2 separate regions of the Homo sapiens genome follow, and region 2 is linked to region 1. A link is a loop called in an ENCODE intact Hi-C map of the cell type or tissue named here. Cell type or tissue: B cell. All regions are shown on one strand. Each heading gives the region's core, and the rest is flanking DNA. Links, peaks and the distances in the headings are about the cores only.

Region 1 (8,000 bases), core at 1-8,000:
TCCTGGTCTGAGCCCAATAAAGACTGTTAATTCCTCATGCTTGGCCTGGCCTGCCCTTCCTCCATCGTCGCCCTGGAATGTGCGGGACCCAGGGGCAGCAGCAGTCCGGGTGCCACAGGCAGCCTGGGACATAGGAAGCTGGGAGCAAGGAAAGGGTCTTAGTCACTGCTTTCTGAGGTTACTTGAAAGCACTCAGGGAATTGTGCAGGTGTAATTTATCTATGACCAATAGGAAGAGCAACCAGTTACTATTAGCAAAAAGGAGTCGGAAGACTAATTGGAGGGGCCCTACCTTGTGAGTGGGGCGTCTGTTTAACTTTCCACCTGGTAATATAGCTCTGCAGCTGTTAGAATGTGCAAGCGCTTGGGGACAACATGAGCTTGCTGTTGTACAAAGGGTATTTATAGAACCATAGACTGGGAAGATGTGCGACCAAGGGGTTACAGGAATTGCCTGTGCTCCTCACCTGTATTTTGTAATCAGGATCAAATAAATTATTTTTAAAGAAAAAAAAAACAGGGATTTTTACCACACCCTTTTAAAAAAAGCTTTATTCTGGGCTCTGCGTGTTTTGGACACTGTAGGCTGCTTTAGAGAATAAAAAGCTTTCTCATCTCAATTCTTAAAGATGAACGGATAAAGGCTTTCTACCCAACCATCAGTGGCCCTGAGTGGAAACGCGAGTTCCCTCCATCCACTCTAGATTTAAAGATGAATCCTCCTCACTCAAGGTGTTGAACCCTGTCTACATCTCTCCCAAGTCATCCTCTAGCCAAGCTTAACCGCCTCCAGAGAAAGGTAAATTACCTCCTCTCATCTTCGAGAGTTTACTAGAAAGTTCTCGCGCACAGGAAGGTGAACTGTCTAGGTAGCTTCCACCTCCCTAGGACCCCCTAGAAATCTAATCTCCTCCACGAGAAAGCCTTTCACATAACTGTGGAGCTGCCACCTATCATTCTCTGCTAAGCCAGCTGCATCCAGCACGCAGGTATCCCGTGACAACTGCTTGGCTAGAAGCCACGGAACCAGGTCTTCTACAGTTCCCGGTATTCAACCTCCTGACACCAAACAAGGAGGAAACTAAAACAACTTGTTCCTCGGCTCAGGGCCCAGGAGCTGCTGGGAAACCCGCTCTCCGGATCGCGGCGGCGGCGGCGCGGGAAGCCACACTCGGGTCCCCGCCCAGGGCTGGGGCCGCCCAGTCGGGCCGCGGCTGCCAATCAGGGCAGGAGCGGAGCTTACCTGCAGCGGGGCGGGGGGCAACGGCGCTCCGGGGCCGGGAACGGGGGCCTCCCCTGTGCCTAGGGAACAGCGAGGGCGAGGTGAGGCGGCGGCCGAGGCTCCCGCCCCACCGTCATGCTACTACTCCCAGCTCCACCCCCGCCCCACTCCCAGCTCCACCCTGTGGGAAGCCCTGGCACCTGGGAGCGCGCCCCGCTGCGCCCGGCTTTCCCGGAGCCAGCGCACTCTTTCCGCTACTCCCCGTGGCCCGCCCGGCGGCTCACCTGCAGCGTCCGCTCCACGAGCGCGCCGCGGGCAGGCGCTGTAGATGTTGTTTTGGGAGCGCGGTCGCGGCGACCCGCGGGGCCTCTGGGAGCTCTCCAGGGCGCGCATCCTCACGGCCAGTCGGCGGGCCCGCCTGGAGAGGGCTTCCCCACAAAGCCACGGGAAGAGGGAGGAAAATGGCATCAGAGGCCCGTGCCACCCTCCCCAAACGAAAGGCTGCCTCCTCCCTCGGGCTTGGCAGTGTCTGACCTGGAGATGCTCCAAGCGTGGGGAATGTACGAGGCACGGCCTTGCCCTGCCCTGAAGACCAAAGGGCCCAGGCCGCTCTCCTCCTCAGACCAGTGGCCCCCACTTCCCTAACTTCCCTACACCCCAGGCTGCTCATCAAAAGCTCCGAGTTTCCCATGGAAGTTCAAAAGGGGGTTCTGAACGCTGTGGGCTCTTTGGGCAGCTCAGCTCTCCCTACCGAAGCCCAGCCGCTCACCTTTCCTCCTTTCAACGGCCCTTTTCACCACCAGCCCCAGAAGTGCCAGCAGGAAAAGGCCCAGGATGGTCGGGATCAGGATGTGAAATCCTTGGCCTTCCCTCCCAGACTGTGAGCCATAGTCCAGTGCTCTGGGGAGGGAAGGAAAGGGAGAGAGGGAGGAAGAGATTATTAAAGGAGGTAGGTTGAGGGCTTGCTCCTGTGTAGCCAACGTTTTTGGAGATGACTTACAGGTTTGTCCTTTTGTTAACAGAATTCACTCCACTCCCCCCTCAAAAAGACTTGCCTATGGAGTCACGAAACTTGAATTCAAATTCATATTCCGCCTTTTACTGGTTGTGTGATCTCGAACGAGTCTCCTAACCTCTCTGAGCCTTATCTCTCCATAAATAGGTATAGTAAAATCTATTTCACAGAACTGTTATGAGGATGAAATAAGAGTGGATATAAAGAATTTAATGCACCTTCCGGTGTTCAGCACCTTAGTTTCTTCACGAGATTATTGCAGATATTGACTGGGCTAGTTCCTTATAATGGTGGGGGAAAGGATGTTTTTCTCATAGTGCTCCTTCTGCCTAGAAGTTTTCCCCTCAATTTTCTCTGCATATTGAAATCTTACTTTTCTTAAAGGACATTGTGTAAGTCCTCTTTTCTTCCTAATTATGGTAAGCCAGATTTGTGTGTGTGTGTGTGCGCTTTGGGTTTCCAATTCTGTGGTCATGCCTGTTTCAGACTTTATCAAGTCAGACTTATGTTAGTAAGATCTGGATATTGCATATTGTCATCTTCTTATATCTTCAGGACATAGCACAATGCTTGCCACATAGTAGAGAATAAGAAAATGCTGGTTGACCTTGATGTTTTCCCTACTAATAGGTAGGAAGCAAGAGTCCTGGTTCTGTTTGAAACCACTTGGTTCTCATGGCCCCAGTTTCTCCTACCTATAGAACCCAAATGATTTTGGAGGTCCTCTTTCTCACTATCACCTTTGTCTTTGCTTATGCAAAACCAATTTTGATTATTATAGGGTTTTTTTTTTTTGGAGTCTGCTATAATGCTTCCCCCTAGTGGTATATTGCAGTACTTCCTTGGACTGCACCCCAGCCTTTAGACCGGTGCTGTCCAGGAGAAATGTGAGTCACATATGTAATTTTAAATTTCCTAGTAGCCACATTAAAACAGTAAAAGGAAATGGGTGAAAGTAATTTTATATTACTAGTTTAATAGTTAATTTTATTTTTATTCTCATTTAGTTCTTCCCCATAAAAATAGATCTGAATGAATCTAAGTGACTGGAAGAGCTGGGTCTCACTTCTTTCTACAGGATCAATGCTGGGGCATTGACAAGTGTGTTTTTGTTAAAGGAACTAATGAGTTAATGAGCTATACTCATAGGTGGTATATTTCACAGTGGCCTAGAGACAAAGCCAAGGAGGGTGTCTAATAATGGACATTGCAGTGGGTTTCAGTGGATCTCTTAATTCTAGCCTAACTCTAGATCCTGGACAGTGGTCTCTTACCTCTGCCTGTGCAGCCTGGTGTGGTGGTTGTAGCTGGGCGTCTGGGGCTTGAGCAGCCCCTCCAGAGCTGAGATTTTTGAGGCTGTAGTGGATGGCAGGAAGGTTCGGGGCTTGTCACCTGCTACTGAAGATGCTCTGGACACTCGAGGGCGGTGGGTGATTTGGGTGGTGGGGGAGGAGTGGTGAACTGGAGGGACCTTGCCCCTTTGAGCTGGTGTGGTAACTGCAGGAGGTAGCAGGAAAAAGGGATGTTCCTTTTATACACTCTATTCTCCAACAGGATTAGGTCACCACCTCTTTCCACAACATACCCTTCCCTTTTATACAGACTACTTCTGTTCTTGCAGTCCTCAGGGCCTAAAATCCTTTTTAACATGCTATCTAGGCCTACTCAATTCCAAGTATATTTGCTTCAAATACCATTTCTTCCAGGAAGCCTTCCCTGACTTCCCAGGTAGAAGAGCTTGCCCCCTCTGAGCAGGGGGAAAACCTTTTTTGTAGTTCTATTCCCAATCTGCCTTGTGCTGTATTTGCGTGCTAATCTATTCTCCCCCATTTCACACCTATCAGTCACAACCTTGGCTACATGATCTGTTCAATTACACTATCCCTCTTGGCTCTCAGCAGGGTTACCTAGTGTAATAATGTTCAATTAATGTGTCTACCTCATAGGCATATGGGATAATATGATGGAAATATTGCATGTCAAAATGCATTTAAAACTGGATGATGATATCAAAATGTAAAGGTATCATTAGTATGAACATCCTTAATCTTTTAGTTGCAAAATAGAGTTAAAATCATTAGATGCCAGCAGGTAGAAGACAGCCCTACGGGAAGCACGAGACATGATGATCTCCAGCTGGGAAATGTCTGCCCAGTCTTGGTTTCCGCAGTCATTCATAAAAAGAGCTAGATTTTGTGAGTGGAGCACAAACATCATTGCTTGTGGTGCCACCTGGTGGTAATATGTAAGTTCTGCAGCTAGGACCAGGGGACCTGACTGTCGGACAGGCTTGAAGGATATGGACCGCAGATCTCAGGGAGGTATGTGCCCTCTCTAAAGGCAGGGAATACACACCTAAGACTCAGCTCAGCTCTGCCAGCCACTCTATGAACTGAACATAGACCCCCTCCTCCATTTTCACATTGCCACAGCATCTCACCCACCTCTCCTACCCTTGCTATGGTGAACTGACCTCTGGTTACGAATTTGGAAGAACTGGCATATGCAGGCATCTGGAACAAATAGGGCAGATGAAACCATTTTGGAGTCTCAGGCATTGGCTGCTCTTCCCATGATGGCTCGTATTCTATTGGAAGGAAGAGGAATATGTTGGTGGTCTCTAGGGGGAGACTGAGGCTTGGGTGTAAACTGAAGCTAATTCAGCCAAAGTGGATGACAGTGAGGGGATGAGGGCAGGGTCCACTGAAAGAAGCAGAGAAGGAGCTGGGTTGGGGGCTTCCCTGGAGGAAATACTGGTTCCCCTAGTCCAGTCAACATTCCCTGCAAAACCAGCAGAGGTCATTGGGATTCTAGGCTGTTGAATTACTGCTGCATATGTGTGGGGAACTCAGTGGAGGAAAGGAGAAAGGCGGGGTTCCAGAGAAATAAAGGATCAGGTCACAGAGTAATAAGATTGGCCTATAAATGTGGCTGGATAAATTAGTGTCTTTCCTTTATTTCTCATGGGACAATTACGTTGGATAGTTATTTCCTTTTGCTTCCAATTTCCTCCATCTCAGAGCCTCTCCTCAATCTCAAGCCTCTACTCCCCTCATGCCCTGGGTAGGATGAACAATACAAAGAGAGCACCTATCTTGTTCTTTTCATACATGTTGGGTAGAAAATTGTGTGGACCATGGAGGTAATTGACTATGAGGTTTCATATGGATCTCAATCATTATGTGGCTTATATGGCAACAGTGTAAGAGTCTAGGAGACTGTTACAGTTAGATGGCTGTTCCAATCTTCCCAAGTGAAACATTTTCTGGGTAGTCTGAGCCTCCAATCAGCGGAGGAACCTACCACTGTGGACATTCAGGGTGACTTTCTGGGTCTTTCCCCGGTCTGTGTTCATGCCCGCTCCGCAGGCATAGACTCCGCTGTCACTTTCTGTCAGCTGTGTTACCTCCACTAGGAACAGATTCTTGCGTGGGTATTGCTTCAGAGTAACTCGGCCCTTGTATTCTGCCTTGATGAAGTTGGTGGTGGATACCACGGTACCACATGTTCCAGATCCAGCCATCTCCCGGCACAGATATATCCTCACATGCATTTCAGGAAGTGGGCACTTGATGGTAACTGATCCGCCCAGCTCCCCCTCTACCTTTACTTCTGGGAGGATCCTCAGGGCCCCCGATACTGCAGGGAGAGGAGATTAATGCAGAGGGAGCCCCATCTCTAACTATATCCCAGCCCCATCTACTTCCCAGCTCCAGCCGTCTCTCCAACCCTAGCCCAGGCCCCAGCCCAACCTCACATTCATCCCCAGATCCAGCCCTGTCCCAATTATTAGCCTGGCCTCAGCCTGTCCTTAGCCACAGCCTTATCCTCATTTCTTTTTTCTTTTTCTTTTCTTTCCTTCCTTCCTTCCTTCCTTCCTTCCTTCCTTCCTTCCTTCCTTTCTTTCTTTTTCTTTCCCTTCCTTCCTTCCTCTCTCTTTTCTCTTTCTTTCTTTCCTTCCTTCCTTCCTTCCTTTCTTTTCTTTTTTTTTTTTTTAATAGGATCTCACTCTGTTACGCAGGCTGGAGAGCAGTGGTATGATCATGACTCACTACAGCCTCAACCTCCTGGGCTCAAGCAATCCTCCCAGCTCAGCCTCCCAAGTACCAGGGACTACAGGTGCATGCTGCCATGCCTGGCTAATTTTTGTCTTTTTTGTAGAGATGGGGTTTTCATTATGTTGCCCACGCTGTTCTCGAACTCATGGCCTCAAGTGATCTGCCTGCCTCGGCCTCCCAAAGTGCTGGGATTGAGCCACCACGCCCAACCCTTATTCTCATTTCTACCCTTAGTCTCAACTTCAGCCTCATCCCATCCCCAACCCTATTCACAACCTCAGGCCAGCTCTATGTTCACCCCCAATCCTATGCCTTAGCGTTACCTTAATTTAACCCCCAGCTTTGGCCTCACCACCAAACCCAAACCCATAAGGACCCAGACACTAAACCATTGAGATGATAATCAAAAGTATATCACTCACTCCAAAGAGACATAATATGCCTCAGGTGACCCCAAACAGCATAGAGCCCCCACGTGACCTCAGTGTGGTGCTGGGAGCATGGTGCGGTTATGTTGCAACAGGTTTTCCTTTCCAGTTTGGTTTCGCTCAGGCGCATCCATCTAGCCATTCATCCACAGCTCTATTTATTAAATCATTCAACAAGCGTTTATTGAATGCCTTTCCTGTGACAGTAAAGCAGCCGGCATCCCTCCCTCAGTCACAGATCATTTAGTGAGTGATACCAATCAATGGCCAGTGAGCAGTGTAATACATCCCATGAGAGAGATCGCATGGGGTTCCCTGGAAGGAGCAAACCCGGGCGCCTGATGTAGGCTGTTGCAGGGGGTGGCGTGGTCGGAGGAGGGCTTTCTGGAATAAGTGACGTCTGAGTTGTGACCTGAAGGAATGGGTATGGAGTGCAACTGAGAGCGTGACGATGCTCATCATGGAGGCAGGGGACATAGGAGGGGAAGTGAGGGTGTGTGTGTATGTGTGCATAGGTGTGCACACACTGTATGTGTGCTGGGGAGGGATAAAAGATGTGGTTCATGAATCCCTGACATCATAAAGCTTATGCTTTGAGTGACAGAGGTCAGGTCTAATGCACTTGAGCCAGCTACAGAAGAGGGTAAGGCCGTGTCTGACTAATTGCCAACTAAGCGGATCCCATAAGTGTCTGCATATTTCTGGGAAGAAAGTTCATAGGGTAAAGTTGTGTGTGTGTGGCGAGGTGGGGCTGGAAGCCTGAAGTGGGGAGAAGAGATTCTTCCAAATAGCCAGAACAGTCCCCTAACAGTCCGGGATATGAGAGAGAACATAGCATGTCCATGGGCGGAGAGACATTTGCAAACGTACTGAGATTTATCCACAGGGCACACTTTAAGAAGAGCACTATCGAGTTTAGTCAAACAAGAGTCAGGTATAGCTTAGGAAAGAGGTGGGGCTTGAGGCTTTGGGATAAAGACACTCTGGGCAAAGGGAAGAATTCTGACAACGGTAGAGAGGTAAAAACAATCATGGGAGGGGGAAAGGGGGTTGGGGCAGGTGGGGAGATTTGGAGAGGGAGGACGTACAGGAGGACATTGAGATCTAAAAGTGTAGCTGATGTAAACATGGTAGGGACAGGCAGATGGACCAGCCAAAACCACGAGTTCTGACATGGAAACCCTCACATGAAAAACCCAGCACTGCTTTAAACCCACTGGAAATTGAGTCATGAGGTAGCCTCACAACTAGACATTGCAATGGAAAGGTGACCTGTC
Region 2 (10,053 bases), core at 1,438-9,437, 180 kb before region 1:
GAACAATGCAAAGGTTGGGCAGTCAATTCACATAAAACTTTTGATCTGAGTTGGGCAGATCACCTGAGATTAGGAGTTTGAGACCAGCGTGACCAACATGGAGAAACCCTGTCTCTACTAAAAATACAAAATTAGCCGGGCATGGTGGCACACGCCTGTAATCCCAGCTACTCGGGAGGCAGAGGCAGGAGAATCACTTGAACCCGGGAGGTGGAGGTTGCGGTGAGCCGAGATCGCACCATTGCACTCCAGCCTGGGTAATGAGAGTGAAACTCTATTTCAAAAAAAAAAAAAGGCCAGGCACGGTGGCTCATGCCTGTAATCCCAGCACTTTGGGAGGCCGAGGCGGGCGGATCACGAGGTCAGGAGATCGAGACCATCCTGGCTAACACGGTGAAACCCCGTCCCTACTAAAAATAGAAAAAATTAGCCAGGCGTGGTGGTGGGCACCTATGGTCCCAGCTACTCGGGAAGCTGAGGCAGGAGAATGGCGTGAACCCGGGAAGCGGAGCTTGCAGTGAGCGGAGATCGTGCCACTGCACTCCAGCCTGGGCAACAGGGCGAGACTCTGTCTCAAAAACAAAAACAAAAACAAAAAAAAACAAAGAAACAAAAGAAAACTTTTGATTCCCCTAGAACTACTATTAAATAATAGCCTACTGTTGACCCGAAGCCTTACTGATTACATAGTTGATTAACACATATTTTGTCTGTTGCGTGTATTATATCTTTATTCTTGAATAAAATAAGCTAAAGAAAATAAGCATCGTTAAGAAAATCACTTTGAGTAGGCTGAGGAAGAGGAGGAGGAAGAGGAAGGGTTGGTCTTGCTGCTGCAGGGCTGGCAGAAGTGGAAGAAAATCCCTGTATAAATGGATCCACGCAGTTCAAACCTGGGTTGTTCAAGGGCCAACAGTACTTAGCAGCCATTTAGCACAGAGCACTGCCAGCCCCCCTCGGCCTGCAGCCTGCTCCAGCACCTTGCTAAGAGGTTGCTGAGGCTCACCTGCAGCAGCTGCCCTCCCGAGTCCTCTTTCCTTTACACCCCTCAGAGCACCCGGGCCAGCCATCCTCCATGTGGTGCAGCAGAGGCGCCGGTGGTCCGGGAACCAGAGTGGGTGGCCCTGGCCTGGAGGCACGGTGGGTTAGTGTGTGACACACGTGGCTTTCCCCCGACCCCCAGCTGCCTCCTGGGAGTGAAGAGGAGGTCTTATTTGCCAACACATACCGCACCACACACCCACAACACACTTGGTGCCAGAATCAGCCTTTTGCATCGCTCTTGGCGCTGAATCAGAGTCTGTCTTGGGGAGGGATGTCTTCCTTCTCTCATTACATGCGCCCAGCTTAGGTGGTGTAGTGAGGGAGTGTACAGGGCTGGGATGCCACAGCCTGCTTTCCTCCCCGTGTCCTGGGGTCCCCCGTCTGTCCAGTGCCCAGAGCTATTAATAACACCTTCATTGAAATGGGTGTAATGGAATCCCAGTTGCCCCCCCCAGTGGGACTCCAACACATGGGGAGTGGGGAGCAGAATAATAATAGCAAACACGGATGCAGTACTTATTACGTGCCAAGCGTTATTCTTAGTTATTTACATCATGCACATCTATTAACTCATCTTGTATAGCAAGCCCATGAGGTGGGGACTATTACTGTCCTATTAATGGGTAAGGGAACCAAGGCACAAAGGGGTTGGAAACTTTTCCCAGTTCACATAGCTAGTGAGCAGTGGCGCTTGTGAAGGGGGTCCTCCTGAGGGCCTGGGGCCTGCTCCTTCCCAGTCTTGTCTTCATGTCCACCTTGCTGACGAGTGGCACATCAGGCCCTGGGTGCCGGCTGCTTTCCTGTCCTCTGGCTCAGCCAGGCTTCTAATGCTGACCACTCCTGAGTCTTTCCACGTGGCTCCACAATGGCAGACTTGCAGGAGGAGATGAGGGGAACCATGCATACCTTGAATAGGGGGAGGGGTCCTGTCCTTCTTCCCCTCAGGTGCTGGAAGAGACAGAGAGGCATGGGACTGTATTTAGGCAGCTCCCGCAGCTCCCTCACTGCCGCTGTCCTAGAGCTTCCTTCCCAGGCAATGCGCTCTGTGGCTTGGGCCCCTGCCCCTGCCACAGTTGGCAGGGGGCCTTGCCTGTGGCGTTGCAGCTGAGCACACGCAATCATTAACCTTTTCTACGTGTAAGAGAATTTCAGGCACAAACTGTGGGGCTGAGGTGAGTCACAATGTTGGACCGGGGCTTAGTTTGGGCTTAAAATATTTCACAATTCCTCCAGGCATTCTTTGACTAATGATCTATGGCTTTTTAGTGGGAAGACCCTTCCTTCTTCTAGTCTCCAGTCCTCAGAGCATGGTTCAGGGCCTGTTGGCCTTCACTGCCCATGGCCATGCCCATGCCCAAGGAGCAGGGGCCTTGGCTTCTGGGTGGACCTGCCGCCTCGCTCTGCTGGTGGCCTCTGGCAGTGCCCTAGGAGTCCTGCTTTCCTTCCCTGTCTCTTCTTTGGCTTGGAGTGCAGGCCACCTCCCCTGCTGTTCTTTACTTAGCCCTGTACTCCAGATTAGCACATTCTTGGTTTCCTCTCTCCAGGCCTTCTGCGCTCCACACTTGTCCACAGAGCCACTTTGGCACTTCAGGGCTGTGCCCCCAGGACGTCAGCCAGCCTGCCTCGCCCATCTGAAGGGCTTTCATTGCTTGGGTTGATTTTCTTATCCAGTCAGGGATTTCTGATAAACATGTGCCTGGATGGATGTCAATGACCAGTCCTTTTTTTTTTTTTTTTTGTTAAATTTAATTTAAGTTCTGGAATACAAATGCAGGATGTGCAATGACCAGTCTTCATGGGAAATTCTTGCTAAGTTTCTCTAAGAAATTTAAAATACTACCTTTTCCAATTTATTTCAGGATGGAAAGGACAGCTCACCCTCAGTCACTGGGGGAGAGAGTTTAGTAGGGAGAAGAAGCAACAGAATGAGGGGGTGTTAGCTCAGAAGTTCCTAACCACTAGGTGAGGGAAGGAAGAGGGGAGGGAGTAAACAGAAATCAAATTAGATCTTGCCCATTAGAAACTCAGTTAGGTTGGGCAGATAAGGCATAAATATGCAAAATGGTAAATTTTTTCAAAGTGGAAACTACCCTATATAGAGTTTCTGAAGCACCTTCAAGGATATTATTTCACGAAGTTGAATCTAATTTTACAGATGAGGAAACCCTTTCCAGAAAGATAGGTGGGCTTGCATGACACAAGCTAGGAAGTGCAGAACTGGGATTCAAAATGCATGCGATTGCAAAGCCTAGGTTCACTGTGCTACATCCGTCTCCTCTAATGGGTAGAGAGTTTGTGCAAGTCTGGAAGTGTGATGTGAACCTAGCCCTTCTTGCACAAACTCTCCTTTGCCTTGTGCCACGCACTCCTAACGTGTTCAGGGCAGAAAGTGCGGAAGTTGCAGTGAGCGCTTGGAATTCAGGGGGTGCTAAGGAGCATGCATTTAGATTTGGATCTTGGTGCATCCTCACTTAGCACAGCTCTGGTTGGCAGATGTCCTGGTGGTCGTCACTGGGCTGAAGACAGAAACCCAGCCTACAATCTTGGTGATAACTTGTGCTGGTTACATCCACATGCTCCAAGCTCAACTCAGTGGTGACGGAGGAACCCCCCTGTACTGTGGCATTAATGGTACTGGTTGACAGTGATGAATGCCTTTCTGATAATAAAGCACTTTTAGAGGTATTATTTCATTAGATGCTCATAATGTTTCTATGAGGGGGAGGCTAGGCAGGTATCATCGCTCCTAAATGCATGTGGCACAGGCTCTGAAAGGTAGACCTCTCTGTGAGGCTGTGCAAGAAGAAATTGACAAATTTCAGACTGGGCCAAGTCTTCCCTGATTGTAACTCTACAACCAGGCATTGCTTCTGAGTAAATCTGACAACTTTGATTCTTCTCCTCTGGGCTCCAGTTCCTGTGTGCCTGTAGGGGGCGATCGAGGTTCTTTCTGCTTGGCTGCTCTGGAAACCTTGTTCCTCCTGAACCCTTTGAATTTAGCACTCTTACAGCATGTAATCTCACTGGATTTTAAGGATTTTCTGTGTCTCCCCTCATATCTTCTTCTGCCCCCCACTAGCCTAGGCTTTTCCAGATCAGGACTGCTCTATTTGGTTTTGACATTCAGTGCAATGCATGGCCCATAGTAGGAGCTCAGTAAATGCTTGCTGGATTGAATTATATACAAAGGAAATTGGCCAGTGCCTTCTCTTGCTCCCCTTAGAGCATGGGAAAGTAAACTTTTTTCCTGGTACATCCAAATGAATGAAGTTGAAGGCTGGGCATGGTGGCTCACACCTGTAATCCCAGCACATTGGGAGGCCAAGGTGGGGTATCACTTGAGACCAGGAGTTCGAGACCAGCCTGGCCAACATGGCGAAACCCGGTCTCTACTAAAAATACCAAAAAATTAGCCAGACGTGGTGGCTCACACCTGTAATCCCAGCTACTCAGGAGGCTGAAGTGGGAGAATTGTTTGAACCCGGGAGGCGGAGGTTACAGTGAGCCAAGATTGTGCCACTGCACTCCAGCCTGGGCAACAGAGCGAGACCCTGTCTCAGAAACAAACAAACCCTAATGAAGTTGAAAGTGGCAGAACTCAAGACCCATGAGGTGTCCTCATATGGCCACAAGGTGGCAGTGTGACCTCCTGGGAACCTTGCCTCCTGCAACTATTGGCTCCGGCCACCTGTTACTCCATGGGAGAGACCGAGTTATCTAGTCATTGATTCCTTCTAGTCACCTGTTTGGGGAATTGCCTCTGCAAAGTCAGTCTGAGAAATCTTGGCTTCCAGCCTCCTCTAAAAGCTGGGTGGTGTGGTGGAAAGACTTGGTCTTTGGAGTCTACCAGGCCTGGATTCCAACCTTGGCTCTGCCTTTTCTCAGAAACTTAGCCTTGGGCATGCTACTTCTCTGAGCCTCAGCTTCCCCATCCTGTAAAATGGCAAATGTACAGTTAGGAAAAACCCAACATATCATGGGCCATAGCATAAATGTATGCCAGCATTCTTGTTGGAAATGCTCATTTGTCCTTCCCTTCCCTCTGCAAGCTGGCTCCATCATGGCCATCTGATCTTATTTGCAAGCTTCAGACACTTTCCAGCAGGTTCTTAGGCCTCCCTGCTGTATCACCCCAGCTCCACTCCATCTCGGTCAGTCAGCACCTGCTTCCCACGTTTCCCTCTGCCTTCATGCCTTCCCTCTGCCTGTCCATTTCCTTCCCAGCATGTCTCTTGGACACCCCAGCCCTCTGAATGTCCAAAGCAGTTGGAGTGTGGACTGTGTAGGGCTCATCTTGACTTCCCATGAAGATGCTAAATCTGTGAGTGTCCTTGTCTTAATTATTTTGGCACCTGCGCTTGCACTTAGACAATTGGTGATAAAAATGACAGCTATTAGTGAGTGCATGTCAGATACTCTGTGAGGTGCTTTGTGGAAATATTTCATTTAATCCTCACAACAAATCTGTGAAACAGAAGCCATTATCCATCCCCACTTTACAAAGGAAGGGTAGATCAGGATGCTTTTGGCTCCAAGCAATAGACAATTTCATGAAAAGCAGCTTAAACAGTAAGAAGAGTTTATTATCTTGTCAAAAAGAAGTACTGAGGGATCCCTGGTGATGGCAGCGAGGATCCAGGTGATTGCCATTTCTCCTGGTTGCCTTCCTCAGTGCATTGGTTTATCCTCTTAGGCCCCCCTTACTGGTAATAATGTGACTGTCATGGTCCCAGGTGCCATATGCAGGAGAGATGATGTACATTTCTTGTGCTCCCTTTAAGAAGCCTCTTAGCAGATTTCTTTTTTTTTTGAGATGGAGTCTCGCTCTGTTGCCCAGGCTGGAGTGCAGTGGCGTGATCTCGGCTCGCTGCAAGCTCCACCTCTCAGGGTTCACGCCATTCTCCTGCCTCAGCCTCCTGAGTAGCTGGGGCTACAGTCGCCTGCCACCATGCCTGGCTAATTTTTTTTGTATTGTTAGTAGGGACGGGGTTTCACCGTGTTAGCCAGGATGGTCTTGATCTCCTGACCTCGTGATCTGCCTGCCTCGGCCTCCCAAAGTGCTGGGATTACAGGCACGAGCCACCGTGCCCGGCAGCAGATTTCTTACAAGGCTCTTGGCCAGTTGAGTTGTAGGCTTGTTCCCAAGCCAGTCACTAGCAAAGGGACTGGAATTAATGAGACTGGCTTAGACAGGTCAAGATTGAACCCCTGAGGCTGGTGAGAAGCCAGCCTCCTTTAATACCCCTAGCCAATTGGTCCAGGGAGAAGAAGGGGCATCAGTGAGGTTCGACGAGTTAAGTAACTTGCTCAAGCTTGGAAATCTAGTAATAACTGGATTCATACTGGCATCCGGCTGACTTCCAAGGCCATCTGTTGCCAGGTTGAAGTCAACTACAGAGGTAGAGAGAATATTGCTCTGGATTTGTTGTGCTGGGTCTGAGTAATTGCTGAGGGGCCTTTTCCTATGGACTCTGGAGTCTCTCTTCTCTCTAGCCCCCTTTCCAATACTGTATTGGTTTTTCTCAGTCTGCCTTTCTCCCCGAAGCCCCTTCACCCCCTGCTTCCCAGTACCTGAGTGCTGCCTGCCTTCCACAGTAGACTTTATGGCCTAAGCTGGAGACAGGTCTAAGCTGGACCGAATGGCCTGAGGGCTGATCTCAGTGTAGCTGTCAAGGCCCCAAGAGAGTCATCATGAGATTTCATATAGAGCAGATAAGGAACTGCAGAGGCCTCAGGAAATGTGCCAAGGGGGCTGGTGGGGGGGGCCAGCAGGAGTGGGGGGTTTGTGGTATGTCGGTGGCGATGTCAGGGCATGTGGGCCAGGGGCTTAGAGCAGGCCCATGTGACAGCGCAGTTACTCAGAAAGCTGTTTGGCCTGCAGATGCTTCAGGACTGCCCCAAGGCCCGCAGGGAGGTGGAGCTGCACTGGCGGGCCTCCCAGTGCCCGCACATCGTACGGATCGTGGATGTGTACGAGAATCTGTACGCAGGGAGGAAGTGCCTGCTGATTGTCATGGAATGGTAAGCAGCCACTGTTCTAGTCCCGGCCCAGCCTGTTCCCACTCCTCACTCAGGCACCTTACCCTCTGAGGACAGCCCAGGGATGGGCCTGAAGCCTGGAATGTAAACACTTGATTTTTTGGGGGGCAGTGGAGAGTGGCGGCGGGCTGTTGTGTTCTCTGGATCTCACTGTGGCTTCATTTCAGTTTGGACGGTGGAGAACTCTTTAGCCGAATCCAGGATCGAGGAGACCAGGCATTCACAGAAAGAGGTAGAAAGGGTCTGTTGTGGGAGCACGTGCAGGCAGGCAGGGCAGTGGGGGTCTGAAGGGGGCCTTTGCAGTGCCTGCTCTTGGGGAAGGGTGCTGAGGCTGCTGCCCCCTCCAGCATGCTGCAAGGGGTGCCTCAGCTGACCAGGGAAGCTCCTGGTGGCTTTGTTTCTGGGGTGGGTGGTGGCTGTGGGGAGCCTCAGGCTGCACAGAGGTGGGACCCGGTGCACTGGGTTTTCAAGCCTAATGATGTGTCTTTGTGACTTTCTTTCCCACTCACTCTTCCCTCCCCTCTACAGAAGCATCCGAAATCATGAAGAGCATCGGTGAGGCCATCCAGTATCTGCATTCAATCAACATTGCCCATCGGGATGTCAAGGTGCCAGCTGTTCATAACCCTGAGCCCGAGTGCTGTGGGGGGCAACAAAGGGGCTGTGGCCACCCCAGAGATGGTTGCCAGGCCACCCTGCGTCCTTGCTGCCTGGTTCCTGAGCATGCCATTCTCTGCCTTGTAGGGCCTTGCCCTCTCTGCCCATGGGCAAACCCCTAAACCCAGTAGTGAAGCATTCTCTGGCCCCACTCAGCCCTGTGGTTCTCCTCAGGCAGAACCCCTCAGTCACACTCTTGGTTTCTCTGTTCCTGTGGTGTTTACTGCGGGTTCTGTGTGTCAGTCTGTTATCTCCAGGCACTCTGGAAACCCTGCAGAGGCAGGCACCTGCCCATAGAGAGCTGCCACTCCTCGTGGTGGGCAGTGCCCAGGATAGGCAAATGGTTGCTGGATGAGTAGAGGAAGGGAGGAACCAGGATCCTTTTCGTTTCTGATAGCCCCTCCCAGGTCCAGCAGGGTTGCTATTTTTCTGTCTCTCTTTCTGTAGCCTGAGAATCTCTTATACACCTCCAAAAGGCCCAACGCCATCCTGAAACTCACTGACTTTGGCTTTGCCAAGGAAACCACCAGCCACAACTCTTTGACCACTCCTTGTTATACACCGTACTATGTGGGTAAGTCCACAGGGGGCCCAGGGACCTAGGCTTTTCCCAGAACTTTTCTCAGCCCCTCCTCTTGGCTATCTGGGGGGCCGCAAATCCTAGGAGAGTTGTGTCTGTATGGCCCCTTCTGGTGCTGGTTCTGCTGGGACCTGCTGAGAAGTAGGGCTTGTCAGAGCGAAGCTACAGTTGAGAAATTGTAGGAAAGGATCTGCTGGGATCTTTCTGAGAAGAGCCATGGTTTCCATCAGATTCTCCATGGAGTCTGGACCCAGGTCTTGTTCTGGAGCCACAGCTGATTGGCATGGAAGAAGCTTTCAAAGCATGTTCAGAGCATCTGTGAAATTAAATGAACGGCATGGGCCTGAAAGTCTCATGCAGTTCAGGATTTTTAGAATCTTAAGCTCCTAGTTCCAGGTTCCTCATGGAGGAGGATGTTCTGTTCCAGTCCCTGGGCTGGGCTTTGGCTCTTCCTTCTGTGCCCCAACTGCTGCCACCTCATGATAGGCTGAAAGGTTGGGATGGGGAGCATCTTTCACAGAGAAACTGAGTGGATCACAGGGTTCTGAGGGCCGGCCCACCCATGTTGACCTTTGATTTGCAGCTCCAGAAGTGCTGGGTCCAGAGAAGTATGACAAGTCCTGTGACATGTGGTCCCTGGGTGTCATCATGTACATCCTGTGAGTGTGCTGGGGAGGGGGCTGGGTGGGGCAGGGAGTCAGGGCGGCCTGTACTTCTCCAGGACAAGAGGAAGAGGCAGACGTTAGCATTCCCCTTTGTACAGGGGAGTCCCCTGCGTGCCCCTTCTCTCAGTTCCGATAGCTAAGTGGCGGGTGTAAACCAGCTCATGGGCTGGAAAGTGTGCGCCTTAGATACTTGCTATGCTGGATTCCCGGGCCCCGGGCTTGACTTTGTATATTGTGCCTGTGTCAATAAGCCCTGATTTCTCTGTGACCTTTACAAGGAGAAGAGCCTGTTTCTCATCCTGTTCCTGGTACAGGGCCACTAAGTGACAGCTGTTCTGTCTCCCACTTCCTTCCTCCTGTTGATGCAGGCTGTGTGGGTATCCCCCCTTCTACTCCAACCACGGCCTTGCCATCTCTCCGGGCATGAAGACTCGCATCCGAATGGGCCAGTATGAATTTCCCAACCCAGAATGGTCAGAAGTATCAGAGGAAGGTAAGAACCCAGGCTTTCAGGACAAGGGGAAGAGCCCGTGTGTGTGTGTGTGTGTGTATGTGTGTACACGCAGACACATGTATGGGCCTCCATCTCATGTGCGTGGTGTAACTGTGGGTTAGCACCTATGCCCACGCCTGCGGGGTGCGTCCTGCTTCATTTTGCCTGTGTGGAGGGCTGGAGGCAGGGCCAAGGCTGTGGGGCTGTGCAGGGCCTCTCAAGTGGTACAGCCGTAATGGTCCTTGGGGCCAGTTGCTCCGGCAGCCTGCCTCCATGCACCCCCTCTTTGAACCTGGTTTCCCCATGAAAACTGGGGAAAGGAGCAGGCCAGGGAGAGTGACCCCTGAGCTGTCACTGCCCCCTGTCCCACCCCACAGTGAAGATGCTCATTCGGAATCTGCTGAAAACAGAGCCCACCCAGAGAATGACCATCACCGAGTTTATGAACCACCCTTGGATCATGGTAAGCTCGGCAGGCTGGGGAGCCTTGGGTCTCACGGGACTATTCCACAGGACAGAGTCTTAGCCAGGACCCTACCCCAGGCTTTCACTCGGACCCCTTTTCTCTCTTCTCA

Evidence for each region. Peaks named below come from ENCODE experiments on the same cell type or tissue, not always from the same donor. Only the 100,000 strongest peaks of a DNase experiment are listed, where the experiment ranks them.
Region 2: a loop joins it to region 1, with 7 times the contacts of the local background. A loop is called at or near these places in 102 of 110 quality-filtered maps.

Annotation. Positions count from the first base shown.
Region 1 is chr1:206,908,219-206,916,218 of GRCh38, forward strand. It overlaps FCMR (Fc mu receptor), which reads right to left. Exons shown (of 8, transcript NM_005449.5): 2 at 5,541-5,876; 3 at 4,711-4,824; 4 at 3,512-3,734; 5 at 1,992-2,122; 6 at 1,507-1,650; 7 at 1,244-1,302. It also overlaps the pseudogene RPL13AP8. Among named protein-coding and RNA genes, the nearest start is that of FCMR, 9.7 kb to the right of the region's middle. RefSeq lists silencers at 1,289-1,338, 2,616-3,281. In B cell, for the core only: CTCF peaks have their summits at 3,076 (motif pointing left), 3,281, 4,482 (motif pointing left), 4,684 and 1 weaker place; DNase peaks (open chromatin) are centred at 1,043, 1,583, 3,033, 4,463 and 2 weaker places; H3K4me3 peaks cover 4,879 bases; H3K27ac peaks cover 7,688 bases.
Region 2 is chr1:206,721,785-206,731,837 of GRCh38, forward strand. It overlaps MAPKAPK2 (MAPK activated protein kinase 2), which reads left to right. Exons shown (of 10, transcript NM_032960.4): 2 at 6,926-7,065; 3 at 7,251-7,315; 4 at 7,612-7,691; 5 at 8,188-8,314; 6 at 8,904-8,979; 7 at 9,354-9,478; 8 at 9,856-9,941. Among named protein-coding and RNA genes, the nearest start is that of MAPKAPK2, 42 kb to the left of the region's middle. RefSeq lists an enhancer at 644-1,357. In B cell, for the core only: CTCF peaks have their summits at 3,942 (motif pointing right), 4,726 (motif pointing right) and 4,932; DNase peaks (open chromatin) are centred at 3,987 and 4,687.